3 separate regions of the Mus musculus genome follow, and all the other regions are linked to region 1. The links are chromatin loops, found by intact Hi-C in ENCODE. Cell type or tissue: left cerebral cortex. All regions are shown on one strand.

Region 1 (8,000 bases):
ACTCCAATATCATTGACACTAAGAAATGTCTCTGAGGCACCAATGGCAGAAAGGGCTGCTGTCATGCCCCAGATCATAGAAAGATCAGCAAACTCAGATTCGCTCATAGATCCTTTTGTTCTCCATTGGCAAATGGCAAGTTGTGCCTAGTTTCGTACTCCTAAGCACAACACAGTAATGGTGTGTGCAGGCTCTGAGACCACACTACTGGACACATGAATGTGGCTTAAGAATAATTTTCTCGTTACTCAAAAGACAAGAAGGAAATGGGTAGCTGCATGCTTGAGAAACCAGAGCTCCTCAGTAGAGAAGGCTTTCAAAGAGGACATGGATAAGACAAATGTGCCTGGACGGAAGCCCCGCATTCCCTTTTGGGAACCTACTTTCTTCATCCTGCAGATTCAAGCATCAAAGGAGGCAGGAGTTCACCAGTTATATGGCTCATCTGAGGAGAAGAGGAAGGAAAAGACCTCAAGGAAGTCTGGAGACCAAAGAAAAGGACGGCTGTGGGGGAAGAGTCTTAAAGGAACTTCAGTGTATAAAGCCACACAGAATGGAACTCTAAAGGGACTTTAAAGTATACAGCAAAAACTTCAGGAAACCACCTAGCCATGAGCATAGATAATTTCCCAGCAATATGCAGAACTGTCCCAAGTTGTACAGGCTTTTGATACTGGAGAAGGACTCATGGAGAGGGAAGGAAGCTGAGAACCACAGCTCTATGGAGTGGAGGGAGGGGACTTTCAGTTTAAGATTTCAACATTTCTCAAGACAAAAAAACCAGGCAAGACGCTCTCCTTCAGCCTGCAGGCTCTGAGCACAGGAACAGCCCAAGCTTAACACTCATGGAGCCAGGTAGCTTTTGGTGTCAACTACCGCCTCTCTGTGACCAGCTTTACTGGCAGATGTCTCTCCCGGGGAGCTGAAGCTGCAATCAAAAGTTCCAAGTGTTTTTCCTACAGCATGAGGGGAAAGTGAGAGGGAAGAGGTCCGCACCAAGGACGTGTTAGTTAAGGGTGTATTTTTACATCTTTGAACTTGGGTGGATTCAGATGCCTAGAGGCAAGTAGGATGAAGTAGAATGTAATCCAGCAAAGATCTTTAGGGTGGGCAGGAACAATGCTCAACAGGAAGAGCTGGAAGGCTGGCACCCAGCTAACTACACGGGAGCGTTTCAAGTTGGTAGGAACCAGAGAGATGACCGATTATTACCATACATGGGGCAGTCTATACAACAAACGACTAATTCACTCTAAAATGTCAGTGGCTCTAAAGGCCAAGAAACCCTAGACTAGACTAACCTCACTCCTGGAAGCAGCAATGGGAACCTGCACAGTCCTAATTTTCTTCAATGAGCAGTTACAGCAACTCTAGAGTCTTCTCATTCTGGTGAGCAATATTAAACACCTAGCAAATGATATGACCAGCAAATGTTGCAATTTCAAAGTACATGGGCCACCCTCCCAGCAAAAAGAATAGAGAATTCTCTCCTTAGCAGCCGAGAGAGTAGATTATTCACAGTCATTCCAATGCAAGAAAGGTGCAGCCTTTAAAACACTTTGTTGGTCACTGGGTAGAAGACATCTCAAAGAAAGAGAGGAAAGATAAAGGAAGGAAGGAAGGAAGGAAGGAAGGAAGGAAGGAAGGAAGGAAGGAAGGAAGGGAGGGAGGGAGGGAGGGAGGGAGGGAGGGAACTCAACAGCCATAAGCATATTTGTCCCTGAAAGTATCCCATAATTAATACAACTCCAACCCTCTAAGATGTGTACATAGCACATCTTCTCATTTACATTTATACAAAATGATAAACATATAAGAAAAGTTAGAAACACAAATATAAAGCCCGACCAGTAAGCACCCTAAGGTTGGTACTACTGAGATCAGCAGTAGTGTCTGGCCTAGAGTGTCTTCTTGTCAAGATTCTCACCTTCATGCATGGGAGAGGTGAGGTTACTGAGACTACCCTACATCTCCACATAAAGACTGAGATTTATTGGAACTATTCTCCATGAACACTTGTGAGCTCTTCAGGGACCACTGAGTTCTGGGTGTTATCCATAAAATGAACAGATTTGAAGAAGTAAACGGCGGCCATGGGCAAACTCTGCGGTGGTTGTTTTAAAATCACAAAAGTCTCTGGCAGAACAGACCCGGTAGCAATTTCCATCAAGCCGGTATTAGCAAGAGAAGCCAGGAAAGGGTTCTGAGAAAAGCCTGGGTTAGAATCTAGGTTCCATTGACACCACGGTGCCCTGGAGAGCCATCAGTCTCTTGGGAACCACGGAATGACATGCTGCCTGCTCCTTGCTACCTGAGCTCTGGAAAAAGTGGAGAAGGTCAGCTGTTTTCAGTGGCAAGATGGACATCTCAAGTAGTGACTTGGGTCACACATCCTGGAGTCCCCTAACCTCCCTATGCAAAAGGACAAGGCTTTTTTATACAGTATCATCAAATCGCATAATTTCCTGATCCAAAATTCTCAACTGTTTCAGAACTGTTGGACTTAAGAATGCCCCACTTAGCCACGGGCACTTCCCTAGCTAGAGTGAAGCCCTCCTTTATTCCCAACATCACAGGAATAGGGTGGGTGGGTCCTGTAATCTCAGTACTTGAGCAAGTTTCAGGAAGATAGCCTCAACTACATATCTAGCTCAAGGATAATAGTTAGAGGCCAGCCTGGGTTACAGAAACTCTTCATCAATAAACCAAAACAGAAACAGCAACAGCCAAACAGCGGTGGCAACACACAAGCCCACTACTAACTTAACCCTGCATAGGGTAGGGTTTAAGACCAGGAATTAACCAACTTGCCATCTACCATTCAAATCTCCATCTGCTTCCTCCTCCACAGAAATTAAATGCTCGATCTAGTGGGCTATCAGGAAAACCAAAAACCAAAACAAAAGCCACCTCACACCCCAGGAGGGAGCCCCAAAGACAATCCTTTGAAGATGAAAAGGAACAAGGTGTGTTTATTTGTACTTCTGAGCAGTCTCATCTACCCCGTTGGGTGGGGCTAGGCTAGGCTAGGCTAGGCTAGACTACTTGCAACTACTCAACTAGTTAAAAAAAAATAAACAAAACCCACCCACAGCTCAGGCCGAGAAGCAGATTCTTCAAGAAGAAAGGTTAATAGGCACACTGCTTCTAGTAGGAGGAAGGGAAACCAAGCCTCTTCCCTGAGATGTTCAGGGGTCTTACCAAAAGCTAGCCAGAGAAGGAGAGGATGCAGCAACCAACCACTCATTTTCACACCCGCTTTAGAATTATCTAAAGACTCACACACTTAAGCCCACCACGTGCAGCATCCAGGTGCCAGAAAATGGGGCATCAGACAACGTGATGTAACTCTGAAGTGATCTGCGCTGCCAGACAGGATACATGAGAAAATAGTAACAGCCACAATCTTAAAGGCCCAAGTCTTGGACTTAATACTCAACTCAGAGCCCAGGTTTCCTCTACAGGAAACCTTCCAAAGTCCTGGGCTCTACAACCTCTCTGGTATTAGCAACTTCTCAGGGAAGGATTGAGGACTAGGAAGGGAGATGTTGGCTCAACAACCAACCCTTGTTTCCTACAACACTTGGTTCAAGACATAGTTCACACTTAAAAGATGATCCTTAGTGTAACAGGGAAAGGCTTCAAGCCACCTAAAGGTCCTAAAGCAAGTTCAGTAATCCAAAGCCACAGCTAACTTCAGCCAAGGAACACTGGCGGTCCCTCCCCTACCCCAACTATGGCTCACGGTGACTACTGCACTTCCTTGCTCTATGGTATACGTCCACAGGCATATTAAATAACCATTGCTGAAAGGGAGAAACATATAATTTTTTGTGAACTCAACTCATGCGACCCAGTACAACAAGAAGATGTGATAATTAGTGTCCACTGGTCCTAAGCAGAGAACACACAGAGGAGCCAGCTGGGGTGTTACCAAGGGACATGCCATTGCTATGTGAATTAAATGTGTGAATCCGGGCAGATCTTCATGTCTGAGATGCCCTGGAACTGAGCCTGCTCTAACAACCTCCAAATAACTTGCACCTGCTTATAGCTGCCTAATTCACTTTGCCCTCCCTTCCTTCTCCACAACCCCCTCCCCCCAATCCCCATAACTCCAGACAAACAGAACACAAACCCTCAGTCTTGGTTTTAAAAAAAACCTACAGCAGCCACAGGAGCCTAACCCCTCACTGGAAACTGAGCAAGCCCACAAGACATTTAAATGGAGTCTCAGAGGAGTGGGGATGATGGGGGAGGGGGAGGTCCCGCTGGCCAGTCATTTGAGAGGATGCACAGGACTTGCAACTTCTAGGAAGGGAGGGTTGCTGGACATCTGCAAGGGGTAGCTCAGAAAGGTTTTGACTTCCCTCACAACAAACACAACGCAGCAGCCAAGTTTTCTGGAAGTATTTGGAAAAATCCGACATAAATTAGACGTGTGAATGATACGGCCACAGAGCATGAAATCTTCAGTAAAGAAAGTTCTGTGAGCATCAGCTGCCCAGAAATAAGCATCAGGGGCCAAGGGCGGGCAGAGCTGTGGAGGGGCTGCTGACAGCTGTGGCCAGCGGGCAGAGGCAGAGGGGAAGGGCTCCAAGCTGGAATTCGGAGCGTGCCCACATCAGCAGAAAAGTTCCTGGGAACAGCACTCTGTCTGGGAGGGACCCTGCGGGTCTCAGGATGCACGCGCTCTGAGATGCAGGGACCAACGGCCGTTAGAGGAAGCCCCGGTCCTCTTTTCCTTCCCTGCTCCCTGAAGGTTAAGGCATCTTCGACAGACGACAGAAGTAAAAGATCTGCTCCCAGGATGAACGAATGATTTCCATGTCCATTCCCTACTGCATCTCGCTATTCCCAAACCAGACACGGTCCAGGGAAGAAGAGAAAGGAAGCTGGGATGCAGATGCGGGGAGAGCGTAGATGGGAAACTGAGGCAGAAAAGTGTATGTTAAAGGCTGAGGGAATCCGGGAAGACCCGAAATCAAGAGTGGAGTCCTCTCCTTTCCCTCCTCGGTTCCCAGCACACAGAGCCACACTCGAACTACGCCCAATCCGGGCGGCCGCCCGGCTCTAGGGAGCCGGCGCCGCACAAAGCTCCGCCCGCGCACACACACGACAACAGCACCCGGTGCGCCGGCCCACACAATAGCGCGGCGCGCGCCCCGCCGCGGCCCCTCGCGGGGTCCCGGCCAGCCCGGCGCCGAGGTCCGCCCTTCGCGCACACCCACGCCCGCAGCCCAGGCCCGCGCGCGGAGCAGGGACGATCGAGGCAGCCCCCGCGCCCGGCGCTCGGTGAAGCGCGTCACGCGCCCCCCACTCACCCGCAGTGCTGCTCAGCAGCAGGCACAGCGGCCCCAGCAGCCACATGGCGCGGCCGCCGCTCCGCTGCCCAGCGACGTTGCTGCCCCGCGGCCTCGGTCAGACCCCGCCTCTCGGCGCCGGCCACGCCCTCTCGCCGGCCCAGCCACGCCCCCGCCCTCCCAGGCCAGAGAGCTCAGCCAAGTTCTGCACGCTCACAGTTGAATGTGGCCGCCTGAGCTCTCCTCCACGGTCCAGGTTACAAAGGTCCGGCGGATCCAGTTTTTGCTGCCTCAGGGGTCAAATTGCGAGGAATTCTTAACTGCCCCGGCTCTTCTCTCGGCCGGTTTCCCTTTCTTCCTGCATCCTGCGGGGATGAGAGAGTCACCATCTCCCCAGAGCCTAGATGGAAGAAAAAAGTTTGAAGAACCGGTTCTTAGGAGAAAACTTTTTTTCATTGTTGACAGTGAAATACGACCGTTGCTTCTCAAACTCCAAAATGTATCAGGCAGGCTTGGCGACCCCGTTATAAAGCTCACTTCCACTCAACAGGTCTGCATTTCTAATAAACTGGGGGGGGTGATTCTCAGGATGGTAGTTCCTGGAGCCACTGGAGGAGCAGAGAAGACATTTCATCCTGAGATCTAAGAACACTGAGGAGAGTTTTAAATCCCCAAAACTTTATGCATTTTCCATTGTTTGGGCATTATACACTGTTTTTTAAGGAAAGCCTATTATCATGGAGCTGAGGAAATGACTTAGCAGTTGAGAGCAATTGACCTTCTCTGGTTAGACCTTCAAATGAGCCCCCAGCCCCAGAGGAAGCCATGATTGCCTTAAGTCCATGTGCTCCTCTAAGCTGCATCTAGGTTACTAACCAAAAGACTGAGTGCATTCACTGGGTTATTGCTTTCACCAAAAAGTCTTTTGTTACAAGGCGATAACATTACTATTCATGGCATTACAGCAAACACTGACCAGAACAGCTGAATCTCACTTAGCATCCTCCAGAAAGCTGCAGGAGGATGGCACTAGTCTGCTTCAGGCATGGCACTCTCATGGTCACACTTTACCTTTACAACAACCTCTGAAGACAGACAGTAATGTTTCTGTGACACAAATGAAGTCTCTGAGGCTCAAAAAAAAGAAAAAAAAAAAAAGAAAAGAAAGGAAGGAAGGAAGGGAAAACATTCTCAACAGCCACACATCGTTACTTACCACCGTGAACAAGCCCAGTTCAGAAGACCATAAGACACAGAACTTATCTGCAGCTTCAAAGATGATGTGGCCACTGGATCTGAGCTATGATCATGGAAATGCTCAATAAACAAAAGTTAATTTCAGCGTTTAATACAATTCTACTCCCAGGAAAAGATTTCTGGGTTGCAGCTCCCACTCCCCAAAGCCACTGAGCCTGAGAGTTTTCCCTGCTGGAAATTAAAGTCATTCTTTAGCTGTTGCTGAGTGTGTGTGTGTGTGTGTGTGTGTGTGGTGCATGCATGTGGGTATGTGAGCGTAGTGTGGTGTGCGAGTGTATGTGTGTGAGTGTGTGTGTAAGTATGTGTGTGTGAGAGAATGTGTGTAAGCATGTGTGTATTGTGAGAGAGAGAGAGAGTGTGTGTGCATGTGTGTGTGGAGAGAGAGTGAGAAAACACATGTGTTTAAATTGTCAAGCTAACACTGCTGGGAAATGACTTCTTGTAATTCACATTTAATGTAGTCATAGGATTTCAGGAGAGAAATTGTCTTATGTCTGTTAACAAATATTTTGCACTATCCAAAATGATAGAAATTTTACCTTCCACTTTTTAAAAAATTATATATTTATATATATATATATACATACATACATGTGTATATATATTGTATTATATCTATATATGTGCGTGTATGTATATATATGTATATATGTATATATATATCTTCAGACACACCAGAAGAGGGCATCAGATCCCATTACAGATGATAGGGAGCCACATGTGGTTGCTGGGAACTGATCTCAGGACCTCTGAAAGAGCAGTCAGTGCTCTTATCTGATGAGCCATCTCTCCACCCCAGCCCCTTACCCTTCCCTTTGTATGACTCGAAATTTGTTATTTATTTTATATTGCTCCTTGAATGAAGTTGTATGTCCCCTTAACAATGTAATTTCTCACACCTGTGGCCAGTCCTGAAACCAAAGAACAAGTACAGGAGTAGGGGCAGTAACCTGCAGTTTATCAAGAGAATAACCCCTTGCACAGTTTTGTCATAGATATATTTCTACTTTTTCTTTCCTTAGGAGTTTAGGGATTCATTATGAGTGCAGGGTATAGTAAAGGTTTCTATTGCTGGGTTAAATCTCATGACGAAAAGCAGCTTAGGGAGGGAAAGATTTACTTCCGTTTGGTCATCTTGATCACAGCCCATCATGAAGGGGCAGGAGCTGAAGCAGAGGCCTTGGTGGATCTCTGCTCGTGCTTGCCTCCTCCTCGTGGCTTGCTCAGAGCTTCTTTACAGCTCAGGACCACTTGCCTGGAAGTGGCATGCCACACACCCACACCTCACAGCATCGACTACCCACATCAAGTAATCAAAAGCAAAATGGCACTACAGACTTGCCTACAGCAATCTGAAGGAGGCATTCTCTCAACAGAGAGTCCCTCTTCCAAATGACTCTTGCTTGTGTCTAGTTGACATAAAACTAACCAATAGTGTAT
Region 2 (8,000 bases), 54 kb before region 1:
CTGGTCTATGTGCAAAGTTCTGCTACACTGGGCCACCTGGATCAGTCTTTCCTTCTACGGTTCCACCCACCCACCCCCGATATACCTCCAGTTCCCCCGAGGACCTTCATACACCCTTGGAAGCAGCTTCCTCCACCCACCCTTCAACAGTCTCGGGGTTCTGCTTCCTTTAGCACAATCAACAGATGGCTTCCATGAATAAGCCACTTTGTTCTCTTAGTGGGTTTGACCTCCAAGGCAAAACCCCAACTTGGTACCTCAGTGTCTGGCTAAGCTGTTCCCCTGACAAATCCATCCAGTACCCAAGTTTCACAGTTTCATCCCTTGGCACCAAACAGATTTGCTTTGCAGCATCTGTTGACCATATCTAAAACAGAACCCTAGTTCTCTCTAAGCTTGCTCCTCCTGCCATCCAACGCTGTCGGGTCAGCACATGGTCTTTCTACTCCTTCCTCTCTAACCGTGCCTCCCACAACCCTAGAACAGATTTTTCCCTCATTACTGGCAAACCTCCCCGGCATGTCTTAGCCTGTTCTAATCTGAACCCTAGGACAAACCTCACCACTCCATCCAATGTTTGCAACAGTCCCACAGTTTCCATCCCCTAAAGGGTAAGGCTGGGAGACTCTGGGGTCAATGCAGGACCTCCTTGTGTGTTGCAGGTATCGCACCTTTCCAAACACTCCCTCCCTGGTCTCCCAGGCCAGTTTGCATACCCACCCAGTCCTCCCAGCGTGTGCGAGCATCTGTGGCTTCGCATACCATAGTGCTCCGTAAACGGCTGCTGTTCAGCTGCCCCCTCAGCACCACAAGCAGCCTCTATACAACAGAAAGGCCTGTGTCCTAATGTAACTCCGGGCTCAGAGAGAAAGTTTAAAGGAGTTGGGGATGTGGGAGAGGGACGGATGAATGTGAGAGTGGGTGGATGGAAATACTGCCAGTTGCTTCCTTGTACTATATTATAAAAAGCATGCCATCAAACATCTTGTGGATTATTCCCTAAGGTGAGGCCGAGTTCCACATTTGTATGTAGTTTAAGATTTATGGAATTCAAAATTAAAAAAAAAGTCCTCATGCTTGAATATTGTAATAACTTGATTTGAACTTGATTACTAAGAAAAAATTCATATTATTAATCTATCTCCTGAGAAGTTCATAGATCCTGAGATTTTCTACAAAACAGGCTCTACCTCTAGATCAGCTTAAGTGCAAACTTCAAGGCTCAAAGTCAAAGATCAGAGGCGGCCCAAAGTTAGCAGGTGAGAGCTTGTCTCCAGAGCTCCTGGCACAAAGGCATTCAGAGTGATGTGAGCTGTCAGTATTACCAGACACGGCTATCCAGAGCAAATTCACCCTTCGGTGAACGCCCATTCTCACAAAGCCAGCTCACAGAAGTCAAGGTCAGCTCCTGTGCTGGGAAGACAAGCCAGGCCCACACATGTCCAACCAATGACACAACCCTGAGAGTGAGCCCTGTGTTTCCATGAGCCTTGGATCATGACAGTCCCTCGGCTAAGTCTGCAGGCCCATCCATAGAGAGGCCAATACCCTGTCCCCATGGGAAATCCCCGACCATCAGCACCCTACCCTTGGCCGGTATTTGTTTCTCTCTGTATCTAGGGAGTAGTGACAGCTGCAGACCAGTGGCATTTGGGGCTGGGACTCTCATGGAGAGCAAAACAGCAAGCCTTTGCTACTGGAGGTGATGAGGGCGGTCTGGCAGAAATGAAGTATGAAATCAGGAGCTGGCCTTTGTCATCCACTGCTATAGCAGTGTTGGGACTGGGTTCCCAACTAGCCCAGTTTTGTTCAGCCCTGCATCCACTTAGCTGGGAAGGAGCTTAGGCCATTTACCAGTATGGACACCAGTATGGACGGTGGGAACTCTTCACATGCTCCTGGACGTGACAAGGAAACTTGCCACGAGAGTTAAGGGAACAGGATGACATGAAGAAAGCCAAGAGAATCAGGACGCACACTGACGCAGAGCCGCGTGCAGTCTGAACACTTCTCCCTAAACCTCTCATTGAGTCAGTGTGCCTTGATGCTAACTAACCACGTGGAGGGCCACGGTTTTTAAGGGATTGGGTCTCACTGCTCCCTCTCGGTAATCGGCTCCAGCGGGCTCCAGCCGCAGCCTGGCACAGCTCACTATCCACCTCACATCACAGTCCACTCCGTGCTGCAAGCTGATAATGCATTTACAGACAGCCAGGACGCTGCAGCCAAAAAGGAAAATTTTCACCTAATTAAATAAAAACAAAGCAGAAAACCAAAGCCTTCAACTAGTGCCAGAAAGAAGGGCAACTTGATCTTTTATAGAACTTTTCAAGGCAGGAATGCCAACATTTTTTTTTCAAAGGCATTTAAAAAAAAAAAAAAACCAGTAAGCAAACTGCAAACGAACCAGAAGAACATGAGTGATGGGAATGAATGACCAAGGTACTGATGGGAGACGACTGATAGCAAACGAAAAGGCTGAGGCCTGGGGAGAGTTGCTCAGTGTTAGTGTGCTGGCCGGGTAAGTGTTAGGACAGAGTCTGGATCCCAGAACCTAAGAAAGCGCCAGGTGAACATGTGGCCTTCCTGCAATTCCCACCTCAGAAAGCAGAGATAGGGGACTCTCCGGAGCAAGCTGGTTTGCAAGACTTGCCGTAACTGTGAGTTCTGTGTTTCAGTGAGAGATTCAACTTCAATACAAGAAGGAGGAGCACTGGAGGATAATTCCTGACATCAACCTTGGGCCTCTGCTTGCATGTGTATGCACACGCACGTACTACGCACTCACATGGGCAAGGTGAGGCGGGGGAGGACAAAGAGCCACAGTCTCACATACAGTTAAACAGAGCCATATAAAGCTGTCACTCTTTAAACAAAGTAATGATCTATGTAACAGGGATTGACATGGGTGTGAGGAAACTGGTTTTGGCACACCACTGGTGGGAATAGGGCTGACTGACTGGCCAAGCTGCCTGGGCCACAAGACAAGGGAATAGGATCCAATGGCATCCACCCAGTCCTTCTCCCTCCCCTTCCACACCTAGACATCTCTCCCTGGGGAAACATTTGGGCAGACAGAAGCACACAGAAGATGGTGTTCGCTTCCTTCTTCCTCACAGCATCAAAACTTGTTTCTTTACCAAGACAAGGGTGGTGGCAGCCAATCACAAAGCATTCCTAACATGGAGCAGACTTTAGAAGGACCTGGAAGCCTGGACACAGCAACTTGGGACAATGTCTATAATATGGTCAAAGGGGAGAAAGCAATTTACCAGACAATACGTTGCGCACAGGCCCAGTCTGGTAGTCTCTGCCTGGTAGTCTCTAACAATGTGTTTTAACACAAATGTAGCTTGACTGACACTAAAATCATCAAGGTCTAGAACAATGACTGTGGAGAAGTCCTTGAGGGCCCTCAGGATGTGCGCAGATCCTTCACTGCATCCAGTTTTCAAAAGTGATTCCTTAACATGTCAACATAGGGAATAGATCTGGAGGACAAAGAAGAGCATCCAAGATGATCAAGGGGAGGCCAAACAGCATGGTTCATACCAAAGCTGGGAACAGGGATGTCAAGAAACAAAAGTCAAAAGGAAAGGGTCACCCAATTTATTAAATTACAAAAAATTAAAAAAAAAAACAACAATTCTTAAAATCTGAGAAACTCAGGAAGTTGGAAGAAAAGGTATTTGCCATAGCTATAGAACTCCCAATCCCAATATTGACTTAAGCTACAAAGGGAACGCAGCAGGGACTCACTGGGTGGAGGCTATGGATGGCTCTTCCTTAGTCAGCTATGAAAGGGAGAGCTCATGAACTCCCCCTTGGCCTCAGGTGCCCCACCCTCTTGCCAGCTCCACCCCTAACAAGAGCCTCACCCCTTGGTGCCTGAGGTAAGACTTAGCCGAGGTGGGACAGTGAGATGGGAACACAGAACAGTGAGTCTTATTAAAGCGTATAAATTTAATCTGTCCTGCGTGGGGAATGCAGAACGTCTCTCCAAGCCTTCCTGGCACTCCCTGTAAGCCCACAATTATAGCCTGCTCTGGACTCCTGTTTCCAGGGCACTGGGTCTTCCAGGTGGCCTCGGGCCATGATTCCTGCTGGAAGACAGAAGAGCTCATTCAAGGGCGCCTGGAGCAAGGATGCCAGAGCCTGGAGCCCAAGGCTGCTGAGGTGTGTGCTTGCCAAGATGGGTTGTCCTCGAAACCCAAGTGGGTGGAGGGTCATCCCACAATTGGCCTTCTGGAAATGGGGATGGAAATGAGAGCCTTCTAACATGGAATGAAAAGAGGTATTCTTGCCCATTCAGCAGCAGAGAGAAAATTTATCTGTGGTGTTGGAAGTTGGGACAGTGGTGGATGTAAGCATGGTGTGGGGCTCCCTGAGGTGTTACGGTGTTGGGTGCTCTAGTTCTTGATCTGGACCTGGCCCCAAGACGTGTTTACTTCTTGAAAATGTACAGAGATCTGCATTTGACCACTCCGGACAGCCAATGCAGGCCAAGTTTCTAAAACAATATTTACTTGAGAAAATAAATAAATAAAGGCACACATTGTTTGACTGGTACAGCTGACTCTCAGACAAGGTCTCCGTCACTCCCAGTTGACAGCCTCCTTCCTTACATCTACAGCCTGAGCCACTGTCAGTCCACACAGTCCAAGTCACACCATGTCACATGCCACAGCTCATGATGTGTGGATCCGGTGGGAACGGGCAGCTTGTCGAGAGGAATGGCATGTTCAGGATTTATTTTTAATCGATTCGCTCATTTTTCCTAACACTCAAAGCAGGCTGACTCTGAACACCAAAATGGCATCAGCCACACCCTGATAAACCCCAAGCATGCCGACATCTCAAGCCTGGCCCAAGGCCCCAGGTCCACTGAAGCAAGCTGAACCAAACTACAGAGGACATTCAGAAAGGTCAAGGGTGGGTGTGTTCCATCTCATTCCAAATGAACCCAAGGCACAGATGTGGATGCCACTCTTAGAGGTGAGCGCCATCTCAAGTTACAACCAAGCTCAGGCCTCAAGCCCTCTTGGGGTGATGCTTGGCTATTCTAAATCTTATATGGGCTACACTGAACTTTTCCATGGGGTAAATTTGGAAGTTCTCCTTCTGTTACATAAAGATTTTTGTTGTTGTTGTCTTTGGCAAACACACACCAAAAAGAAAAATAAAAAGCAAGGTTTATAGAGAACTACACAGAGAGAAAGGCAGTCTGGAACGGTTTATAGTCAGTGAACCCACAGACTGGGCAAACAGTCCCTGATTCTGCCCGAGGCCCAGTCAGAAGTCTAATAAGGCTTTGCTCATTCTCTCTTGTCACAATAACTCCTTCAAAAAGGCAGTGTCAAGCTGTCACTGCTGCCCAGAGGCTCAAGGACAGAAGCTTCAACTCCAGGAGGAGCCTGAGCTCAGAGGGCAGGCAGGCTTGCAGATCCGAGGCACCTGTGTCAAAGGAGGGAGGGAGGAGATGAAGAAGGCTGCCCAAGCAAGAGAGCCTTGTGACAGCCTACAGGTACCACTCATTCCTCCCAGCCACTGCTGCTCCTGGACATGACAGAGGCCATCACTGATTTGCCTTGACGACGTAACAACAGACCAGTGAAGAGAGAATGGGTGCCTAACACTATTCATCATTATTCAGCAGAGAAGCCCCTATCCCTACCCTAAGGGATGTATTCCAGAAGACCTGGAAAAGAGTTGTGACTACAGAGTGTACCAAACCCCGCAGTACCACAGCAGCATGTCCAGTAATCCAGACGTGCTGTGGCGCATGCCTTTGATCCAGCCTGTGGGTAGCAGAAGCGGGCAGATCTCTAAGAGATCAAAGCCAGGCTAGTCTAACATAGAAAGTTCCAGGCCAGCAATGGATTCATAATGAGGTTCTGTGTGCAACAAACACACACAGCCCAGAAGGCTGGCTGCTACAGTTTGAGACCAGACATAATAGTCTACATCGGATTTCCAACTGGGCACACCTCACAGGGGCACACGCAGAGAAGGACTTTCTAGCACCTTCTGAATCGCCTAGAAAATTCCCAATTGTTGTGAAGTCCTTCCCCAGGTATTGTCTCAACCCAGGGAGACTGCTACTCACTCCACCCGTGTGTCCAGGCTATCATTTTCCCCTCGAACCAATTCGTCTGTTCCCCCAAAACATGTCTCACTTCCCTAAATACCCTGTGCCTCCAGGAAGGTTCTTCGCCCCCTACTATAGACTGTTAGACTGTTGATATTTACTAAGGCAGCATGGATATCATCACGTTACTCAAAAGACAGCTACCATTCAGACTCAGGAGCTGTTTGCTTCTGGAATTTTCTGGGTGACTTTCTCAGACTTCAGTTGACTGTAGGCAACAGAAAGTAATTCTGTGGATAAAGGAGACTGTGGTACACAGCCCTCCCTCTCTTCTCTCCATCTCTCCCTTTCTCTGTCTCTACCCTTCCCCCTTTCAGATCAGCTTCTGTGTTCCCACAAAACAAACAACCTCTGTTCAAACTTCAGCCAGGAGCCACTCAATCTCCACCCACCTCCCCCACCCCAGTAAAAATCCCGACGTGAGTAAACACGGAAAGGCCACTCAAAGCTCAGCTTCCTCCCGCAGGGAGGAGGCAAGGTGTGGGTGGAAAAAGCACCTCAGACCACACTCCTCCAGTCCCAGAGTCCCAGGGCACAGTCCAGCTGCAGTCTCAGGTCCACAAAGCACACGGGGAGAGCCTTAAGGGAGAAGGTACCAGTACAGGCCTTTTAACTGTGTTCAATGAAGGCGTGGTGCCCCACCCCCACCCCACCTTGGCCACCTCTCCAGCAATACCCCTCTGTACTAGACTACTCCAACCTGTGGGGTAAGCATTCAGGCTCCACCATCAGTCCCTCGGCTACTGAGCAGAAGGAAAAGGGGAGTAGATTTTGTAAAACATCACAGGAAGAGCCAGCCATGCACATCTCCTGGTGTCCCCATTAACGAGCGAGCGAGGCCTGCTTCCTAGGAAGGAGTAGGGTACACTTTGCTGTCACCAAACTTCCACTGTGAATCAGGCTCACTACTGTAAGGACAAAATAAGAAAACTGGGAAACACCGAGAAAATAGTATTCTTCAGAATTTCCCCTGCAAATAAATAAGAACAATATTTTTCTCTTTAATGAGAGCTGGCATAATCATTTGGGTAAGATGATTTATACATAATTTATGTCTAATGGATTTTCTGGGGTTTTTTAAATTTTTCAAAACTAGCAAGTAACTTCAGAACGGCAGTGGAAAAATTAGAACGTAAACATTGCCTGAATTCCCCCATCCTTTGCCTGCAAGTACCAGGGTTTGTATTCTTCCTATTTTTTTTAATCTAGTTTTTGTTTTGTTTTTTAGTTTCCAGATCCTCAGAGGTTCACATCCTGAAGTGAAGATCTATCACCAAGGGTTGCCAGCCTCTAACAGCTTTAGAATAAAGACTGAACGCAATCTAGGTTGACTAATTAAAATCAATAGTAAGTACCATGTTCAAGGGCAGTGGTAACGAAAAGGCGCTATTACACCTTTCTAATTAAAAACAACTGTGGCTAGTGCCCAAGTACTTGTGCCACAACTAGGCAGCCAGGCTGCGGCTGCAATACCACACCACAAGGATGCCAGTGAAACACTCAAGGATCTACCGGAAGCACACGGATGTGGACCACCTTGGGTGACCCTCTAAGTCACTGACTGTGTTTTAGAATACATATTCATTCAATGAACTCACTTATTAGCCTCCACCCTCGCAAGGGATTTTTCTGGAAACCTAAAAGGTTACCCAGGAGGGAACCCAGGAAAAAGCGCAAGAAACACCTGACCAGTGGAGTCCCAAGCGTTCATAAGTGTCGGGAGGCCTAAGTGACACAGAAAAGAGAACCACAAGAAATAGCGGAGTCACTAAGGAGGGAGACATTTACTCCAGAGGACCTCGCACTGACTGCTTCATGGAACAGTTTGCAGCCTGCCTGGCTTTGTAGGTTG
Region 3 (8,000 bases), 66 kb after region 1:
GATCCTCCCCAAGTCCCTATCCATTCAACTTTGTTTTCTCTATCTCTCTAAAATAAATAAATAAATAAATAAATAAATAAATAAATAAACAAGGAACACACATAGTAAGAGCAAAGGGGAGAAAAATGCCAAATAAAACAAGATGATACAAAAGGTCTACAAAACACCATGAACTTTGCTTTATGTTGGTCAGTTCCTCATGGGCATGGGGCCTGTCCTGAACTGTGGCTGATATACCCAGTGGTTGATCCCCCATTGGAGAAAACTTATTTTCCCTTTGGCAATAGGTATCAGTTGCAGATAGCTTCTTGCTAGGGGTGGGATCTGGTGTCCACTTCCCCTCTCAGCACCGGCATTCTATGTGGTTTGAGCCTGTGCAGGCCTTGTGCATGTTGCCCCAGTCTCTGTGAGTTCACATGTACATCAGTCCTGTAGTGCCTGGAAGGCAGCATTTCCTTTGTGTCATCCATCACCTCTGGCTTTTACAACCTTTCTTCCTCCTCATCCACACAGATCCCTGAGCTCTGAGGAGAGACACTTTATGAAGGCAGCCCCCTTAGGACTGAGTGCTTCAAGGTTTCTCACTTTCAGTACATGGTCCAGTTGTGGGTCTCAATAAAGCCCCCCCCCCCCCCCATCTACTGCAGGAGAAAGCTTTTCTGACGAGGGTGCGTGGAGGCACTGATTTCAGTCTCAGCCCAATGTTGCCAATTTTTTTAATTAAAAAAAACACTGAAGCAAAACCAAAATATTTGATATTCTTTAAATTTCTAGTGAATCTTTTGTGAAGTTACAGAATGGCATAGTCAAACATGTCAAAGTGCTACCATTTTTAATTTCAATGCCTAAAAATACTCACCTGGGGACTCGTGCCAGACAGACATCTTCTTGGCCTTTTCCCATCTTCCTGAAAATTCTCTCTTTTCTCTCTTGTGCTAGATTGCTGGTTGAATCCATTTTTCTCCCTTGCTTTATCTATCTATCTATCTATCTATCTATCTGTCTGTCTGTCTGTCTGTCTGTCTGTCTTTGATTTTTTTTTTTTTTTTTGAGACAGGGTTTTTCAGCCCTGGCTGTCCTACAACTCACTCTATAGACCAGGCTGGCCTTGAACTCCAAGATCTTCCTGCCTCTGCCTGGGATTAAAGGCGTGCGCCATCACCCTCAGACTCACCCCTTCCTTCTAATGGAGCACATCCCTCAATAATACCTTTCGTAGAAAGGTACTCAGAGGTAAAACTTTGCGACCTTGCTTCTAGAACTGTCCCTATTTAATACTCCTTTCCAACTGCTGCTTAGGCACAGTATAAATTAGAAGCTCTTTTCCTTCTGCAGTGTAACACACTCTGTTGTCTCCTGTTTGGTGACATTCTGACCTGATTTCTCCCTGACAGCATTTGTAATCTTTGTTTCTGATGATCTGAAGTTTGGGACGACAGGCTTTAATGAGAGAATTTCTTTGTTACACTGGCTTTTGAAGGCTCTGTTACCCTAGAAACTTACTTCCTCTGTTAATTCTACTCCTCTCTCCCTCCCTGTCTCCCTCCCTCCCTCCCTGTCTCCCTCCCTCCCTGTCTCCCTCCCTCCTTCCTTCCCTCCCTGTTTCCCTCCCTTCCTCCTTGTCTCCCTCCCTCCCTCCCTCCCTGTCTCCCTCCTTGTCTCCCTCCCTGTCTCTCTCCCTCCTTCCCTCCTTCCCCTTCCTCCCTTTTTTCTATCCTTTTCTCCTTGCTTACTTGCTTTCTTGTATTTTTTCCTCTCACTATAGAGATTACCCTGAGGTTTTATGAATCTCAGACAAGCACACTCCTGCTCAGTTGCCTCTCTAACCTGATTGCTTAGACTTTGGATCATTCTATTAGCCACCCCATTCTCTCATCTCCCATCTCTGTGATGCTTGCATTTCTGGGAATGCTCTTACCTGTGTCGTCCTATCTAGAGACTGCTTGTTACTTCTGAGCCCGAGACATTAACTTCCTCAAGTTCTTTCTTGCTCTCTTTCATTCTTTCCGTTATCTTCTCTCTGAATGGTTACTGATGATACATTTGGGAAAAGTGCTACCCAATGTGTGTGGTCAGTGATTCCCCGTCCTCCTGCACTTCCTCTTCCTTCTGGTCATTGTCTTCATGTTATACACCTGACAGAAAACCAGGGAAGTCTCTAGGCTGCTGACTGTAAGTCTTGCAGGAGTGCCTTGCCATCAATGAGACTTGTCTATGGGTCCCGCAAATGCTCCACTTGGACCTGTTTAGAAGCCTCTTTATGGACTGATTAGCCATCTCCAAGCCCGGTCTATCATGCAGATGGGTTTAGACTATCTGTCAGCCATTGTCATTGGGCCAGTTGGTATAGGAACAGAATGTCCATGGATCCAACTTCTCCTAATACAAGCCTAGGGTTTAACAGACAAAGTCACCACCCTCAATGGTTCCCATGTCCAATGCTACAGTGGGACAGAAAGCATCTCTCTCACCCGCAGTGGAGTTTCCTGACTGTGAGGGTAAAGGTTGGAGATCAAGGGACTCTTCTATACAGAGCAAATCAACTGGCTTTAAAAGGGTTGTTTTAATTTTAAAGACATTTAAATGGAGAAAGACAATGATGGCCCACTTAAACCAAATGCATATCACGACACCCAATGATTCTGAGCACATACACACCCAGGCTCCACAAGATGTCTCACCCTGAATCCAGAACATGCTCGGTAAGCAGAAGTCCAGGACAACTTGAGTTAGTCCGAGCTCTGTGATGAGAACAGTTAAAGCTGCTTCTCAGTTGACGTCACATCCCACTACTCCAAAGTCAACTTCAACATGGCTATGGCTTTGCTTGAAGCTGGTTCCATGCTAGCAAAAGGCTGCATGCTGCCCTTCTGTGGACTGGAGGGGTAATAAACCAGCCTACTGTTTGCCTGCCACTGATGTGATGCATGTTGGATGCTAGGCTTTGTGCTAGGTGCCTCTAACCTGTGGCACATCAGATAAGGGTCCTGCACAAGCCAAGGGCTATTTTTGGGTTTATAGTCTATATCAGTAGTAGCCTCGACAGCTTGATTTTTGCAGCGTACACAGCAGAAGGTCTGGGTTTAAAACGTTCCAACAATCCTACAGGGGAGTACAGCTCCTGCAACAGATGATGTAACTGGTGCAGAGAGGTGATGCCATTTGCTGAGGTTCTCACAGTTAATAGGTATTGGTCCAGGGTCCAGGGCCCACCAGGATGTTGCTTCCTTGTGGCACTGCAAGCTCACCAGATCCCTCTGCAGGGCTGGCTTCGTGGCCACACTTCCTGCTGCCTGGTCTTCAGGGCCTCACTGTAGGGGTGTCTCCTGAACCCTTTCTTATGCATTTCTGCTTCACCACTCTCACTCTTCTGTCAGCAAAAAGTGGTCTGTAAGTTGCATGGGTTTCCCCATTGTCTTCTAATTATTACCTTTGTAGCCAGAATATAGAGGACTTTAAGGGACAAGCCCATTGGAGAAGAGTCAGAAGGGACAATATAAGGGTCAGGAGGGTGGGCTAGAAAGACACAGAGCTGTGTGAAGATCAAGGCCTGTGCTTGCTAAGCCATACCAGTCTGCAAAGTTTCTTACCCAGTCTGATAGGCGAAGAATAATGAGATAGCGGCCAAGCTTCATTGGCTTCCCCTCTGGATGAGAGCTTGGGAGCTTTTGTGCACAGGCTTTGGTGTGGACATAAAGGAGTGGATATGTGTCCATGCACTCGTGTGCATGTGCATGCTCATGCATGTGTGCACGAGTGTGAGTGTGTATGCTTATGTGATTACATGCACGTGTGTATACATGCGTGCATATGTGTATAAATGCATGCATGCATGCATGCATGTGTGTGTGTGTGTTTGTGTGTGTGTATGTGATGTTCACAATCCAGGCACTTTTCAGACTTTTATTTTTTTTTATCTCCTTTTTAATGACCACCTTTTGTAATTATTGCAATAAAAAAAAACTTCAATGAAAGTATGTATATGTGTGTGCATAAGTAGGTATGTGCGTGTGAATACAACATCCCTGGAGGCCAGAAAAGGGTATCTGATGCCCTGGAGCTGGAGCTATGCATTACCTGACATGAGTGCTAGGAACTAAACTCAGCTTCTCTTACTGCTGAATCACTTCCCCAACCCCAAATTCTTGTGATTGATTATGAAACACCTGCTTGTTTTCTAGCCAGCCACTGTGTTCAGTCTTTTATGTCATCTTGTTAATGTTTCCTGGATCCCTATGGAATAAATATTATACATCATTTCCAGGTAAGAAAACCGAGACCCTGAGAGGGGAAGTAATGCACCACATCTTATTATTTATAAACTGCAGAGCACACGTCTGAACCCAGACAGGATTCCAAACACAGCTCTCTGCAGTGTGGTCAATGAAGCAAATGTTTATTGGGAAGCTGCCACGTGCTGGGCGCCCCCTCTGACTTCTGGGAAATCATATTAAACAGAGAAGAGCATCAGGCCTTGTGGAACTTACATTCCACCACTGGGAATAGATATGCAAGTTAAATAGCAGAGTGCATCAGACATAAACAATACTCAGAGCCACGAAGGAAACAGAAGAGGAACACAGAACAACAGTTAGGAACACTCAAGCTCGGAACACTTCTGGAGCTTGGGTTGGTGCTGGGATTTGGGTGATGCTGGGGTCTGGATGGTGCTGGGATTTGGGTGATGCTGGGGTCTGGATGGTGCTGGGATTTGGGTGATGCTGGGGTCTGGATGGTGCTGGGATTTGGGTGATGCTGGGGTCTGGATGGTGCTGGGATTTGGGTGATGCTGGGGTCTGGATGGTGCTGGGATTTAGGTGATGCTGGGGTCAGGATGGTGCTAGGATTTGAGTGGTTCTGGGTTCTGGAGAGGGTTGGGCCTAGGTGATACTTTGTTATGGTTGACACCGAGATTTGAGTGGTGCTGGAATCTGGATGATGCCAAGCTTTGGGTGGCATGTGGGTTTGCATAGTGCTGGGGTCTGAGAGAGTGGTGCTGGGGTCTAGATGGTAAAGATGTTGGTGGTGCTGGCTTCTGGCAGTGCTGGAATTTGGAGTGTGGTGATATAAGAGGAGGTGGATCCATACTAAAAGGTGCATTAATATCTAAGAGACACATTCTCTTAAAAATTTTTTAAAAACCTTTATTAATCCTTTTTTTTGCATCATGCACCCCAACCCCACTCATCTCCCCATCCCTTCGTATCTGCCCTCTGCCCTTGCAACTGCACCCCAACAATCAAAACAAAGCAAAATAAATAAAGCTAGATCTCATTGCGGAAGCAGCAGTGTGTTACAGTGTGCCCCACAGTATACCCTTTTGTCCACTTCTTTCCATGCAAATGTCTATTACAATGAGTCACTGTTTTGTTTCAAGGCCTCTGGCTTCTGCTACACTATCAATATTGGATCCTCAGAGGGACTCCTCTTAGACATCCTGTTGTTCTCCTGTGTCATGAAGATCCTGCAACTTTAGATCTGCAGGATTGACCCCTTCCACACTCAAGCAGTTCGAAGATGAGGTATACGTTTGGATGGTCCAACCCAAAGCCCTGGATCTGGGCCAGGATGGTAGCTGAGTTTGTCAGCCTGCCAGCTCTCCAGCACCCACACCACTGGGGCAAAGCTCTCAGCACTGTCAACTCCTAGCTCACCCACGGTCATAGCTGGAAGGGATGGGACTGGCTCTCCTGGTCTCTGGCCACGAGGACAAATCTGAGTCACTGAGCTATTTGTTGAGAAGAGGCTATTATAAGAGTGAGCCTTTTCTGGCTTCTGATGCAGTGGTATTCTCTCCTCTGTGATCACTGTTGCCATGATGCCTTCTCATATGATATAGTGCAGCTGGGGGGGGGGGGAGTGAGGTGGGGTGGGGTGGGGGTGGGGTGGGGTTCTTGCAGACCTAGTGTCCTGGTGCTGGAACAATTTGCTACCAAATGTTCAGCAAATGAGCCTCTTTTGTTGAGTAGTACTCAGTTTTGTGTGTTTCATCATGTTAACAGAGAAAAGATTGACCGAGTGGCCGGGAGAACTCACAAGACCTTTGCATGGAGACCTCAAGGAAGGGAGGGAGCCGGCCACATTGTGATCTGAATGGGAAACATCCCAGTAGGAGAGGCAGCCAGTACAAAGGTTCTGAGGTGTGGTGGGATGGCAGGTCTATTCTGAGACAGTGGAACAGATGCCATGTGAGAGAAGGAGGGAATATCGTATTCCTTTGGCCACGAAATGAACACTGCATTAACCATGCCAGGCACGCATGGGTGACTCACCTCCAGCAGGGTAGGCTCACATCCACATTTAGGTCTCTGTAGAGCAGTGGTTCTCAACCTTCCTAAATGCTGCGTCCTTTTAATTCATTTCATTTTGTTCCTCATATCAGGGTGTCCCCCAGCCATAAGATTGTTTTCATTGCTACTTTATAACTGTAGTTTTTGCTATTGTTATGAATCATAATGTAAATAGGATATGCAGGGTAGCTGATTTGTGACCCCCGTGAAAGAGTTGTTTTGACACCCCAAAGGGGTTGCAACACACAAGTTGAGAACTGCTGCTCTAAAACCTGCAGAGAGTAAAGGCTGGGTTCTGTTAAGGAAGGAGTGAGGGGACCTGCCTACCTAAGCTGAAAGAGCAGCCTGTGAGGTTCGTGGGTGTGATTGATGAGTGGGCAACTTTACATATCCTCAGAATATGTAACCCTGAAGTCCTCCCAAGTGCCACCATGCTCATTGCTCTCTTCTTTCCTAATGGAACCAAAAGAGGAACCTGCCTAACTCTTAAGGCTGTGAATTCAAGGACCTTGCTCCTCCCTCAATGCTGGTTTGTGAGGAGTTCACCTAAGAGCTGCTCCCCTCTCACACCTGACAGGTGAAGATGTAGACCCCTCTGTGAACCCCAGTCTGAGCTGGAGAAATGGCTCCTGTGTAGCCTTGATTCCAGAGACAATCCAAGTTTGGAGTTTGGAAGTCTTAAGGAAATCAGGCTCAACCCAAAGGAAATCAGATGCAGGGAACAACACAAATTGAATTTTCGGAGGAAATTGCTTTTTGCTTCTCCCGTCTAGCACCCTTTGATTCAATTCTTGAGACTGTATATAAGTTAGTTATAAACAATCAACTTGGTATTTTCCACTTGTTAATCAATAAATATTAAATATTAAAGAATTCAATTTGGGAATGTCTGCCGGCCTGGGTGACAGGGTTCCAGAAGGCTAGTTATGTCTCTGCTGCCTTCTTGGGTTCCCTCTCCTAAACTGCAATGGTGATACAGTGGGAATTCCATTCCTTGAATTTGAGGATTGGGTTTCTTCCAAATGACAGCCATCTCCATGATGACCATCTGTCTATGAGGTGGCCCTGCCTATCAATCAGGTCCAATAGGCAACTATGTGGCCATTTAAATTTCCTCATATAAATAATTTGACCCCAAATCTTGAGGGCTTTGTAGCAGGAGCTAAAGATGAAGGCACAGAGGTAGAGGGGAGGCAGATAGCTAAAGCATGATGAGAAGAGAATGAAAGGGTCTAAGGGGATAGCTCAGTTGGAAAAGTACTTGCCTTATAAGCACGAGGCCCAAGGACACAAGTTCAAATCTCAGAACCCACAGAAGAATAGCCAGGCATGCATGTTTAGAATCTCAGTGCCAGGTAGACTCTTAGTGTTCTATCCAATGAGAGACACTGTCTCAAAGCGAAGGATGGATGGCACCTGAGAGTGCCTTCTGGGACATGCTCACATGAATGTGCACACACAAAAAGAGCAAGAGAGGGCCCCAAGCACACCATTCATCTTTGGAACTTTTTTTTTCTTTACATCCCAAAGCTTTTATCTCCTAATGTGTGACTTCATATAAGGACAGGAGGGAAACAGGAGGAAGAGGAAAAGGCAGAGGAAAGGATGGGGAGGAGAGAGAGGAGAAGAGCTCAGGGTCAAATTCAATAAGGTCATATCACTCCCGTTGGAAATGTCATGAGGATGGGGTAGGACAGTGTATACCTGGAG

What was found. Peaks named below come from ENCODE experiments on the same cell type or tissue, not always from the same donor. Only the 100,000 strongest peaks of a DNase experiment are listed, where the experiment ranks them.
Region 2: it touches region 1 in a loop (2.2-fold over the local background); 6 of 42 quality-filtered maps call a loop at or near these places.
Region 3: it touches region 1 in a loop (2.4-fold over the local background); 2 of 42 quality-filtered maps call a loop at or near these places.

Annotation. Positions count from the first base shown.
Region 1 is chr2:102,180,956-102,188,955 of GRCm38, forward strand. It overlaps Ldlrad3 (low density lipoprotein receptor class A domain containing 3), which reads right to left and starts at 5,505. Exons shown (of 6, transcript NM_178886.3): 1 at 5,325-5,505. The coding sequence starts at 5,370. In left cerebral cortex, no CTCF peak of the experiment used is centred here; DNase peaks (open chromatin) are centred at 3,283, 4,326, 4,657, 5,105 and 2 more places; H3K4me3 peaks cover 2,460 bases; H3K27ac peaks cover 2,541 bases.
Region 2 is chr2:102,126,563-102,134,562 of GRCm38, forward strand. All of the region lies in intron 1 of Ldlrad3 (low density lipoprotein receptor class A domain containing 3), which reads right to left. Among named protein-coding and RNA genes, the nearest start is that of Ldlrad3, 56 kb to the right of the region's middle. In left cerebral cortex, no CTCF peak of the experiment used is centred here; DNase peaks (open chromatin) are centred at 869, 2,089 and 4,131; H3K27ac peaks cover 4,057 bases.
Region 3 is chr2:102,247,228-102,255,227 of GRCm38, forward strand. No RefSeq gene overlaps it. Among named protein-coding and RNA genes, the nearest start is that of Gm34268, 4.3 kb to the left of the region's middle. In left cerebral cortex, no CTCF peak of the experiment used is centred here; DNase peaks (open chromatin) are centred at 3,103, 5,651, 6,200 and 6,592; H3K27ac peaks cover 1,542 bases.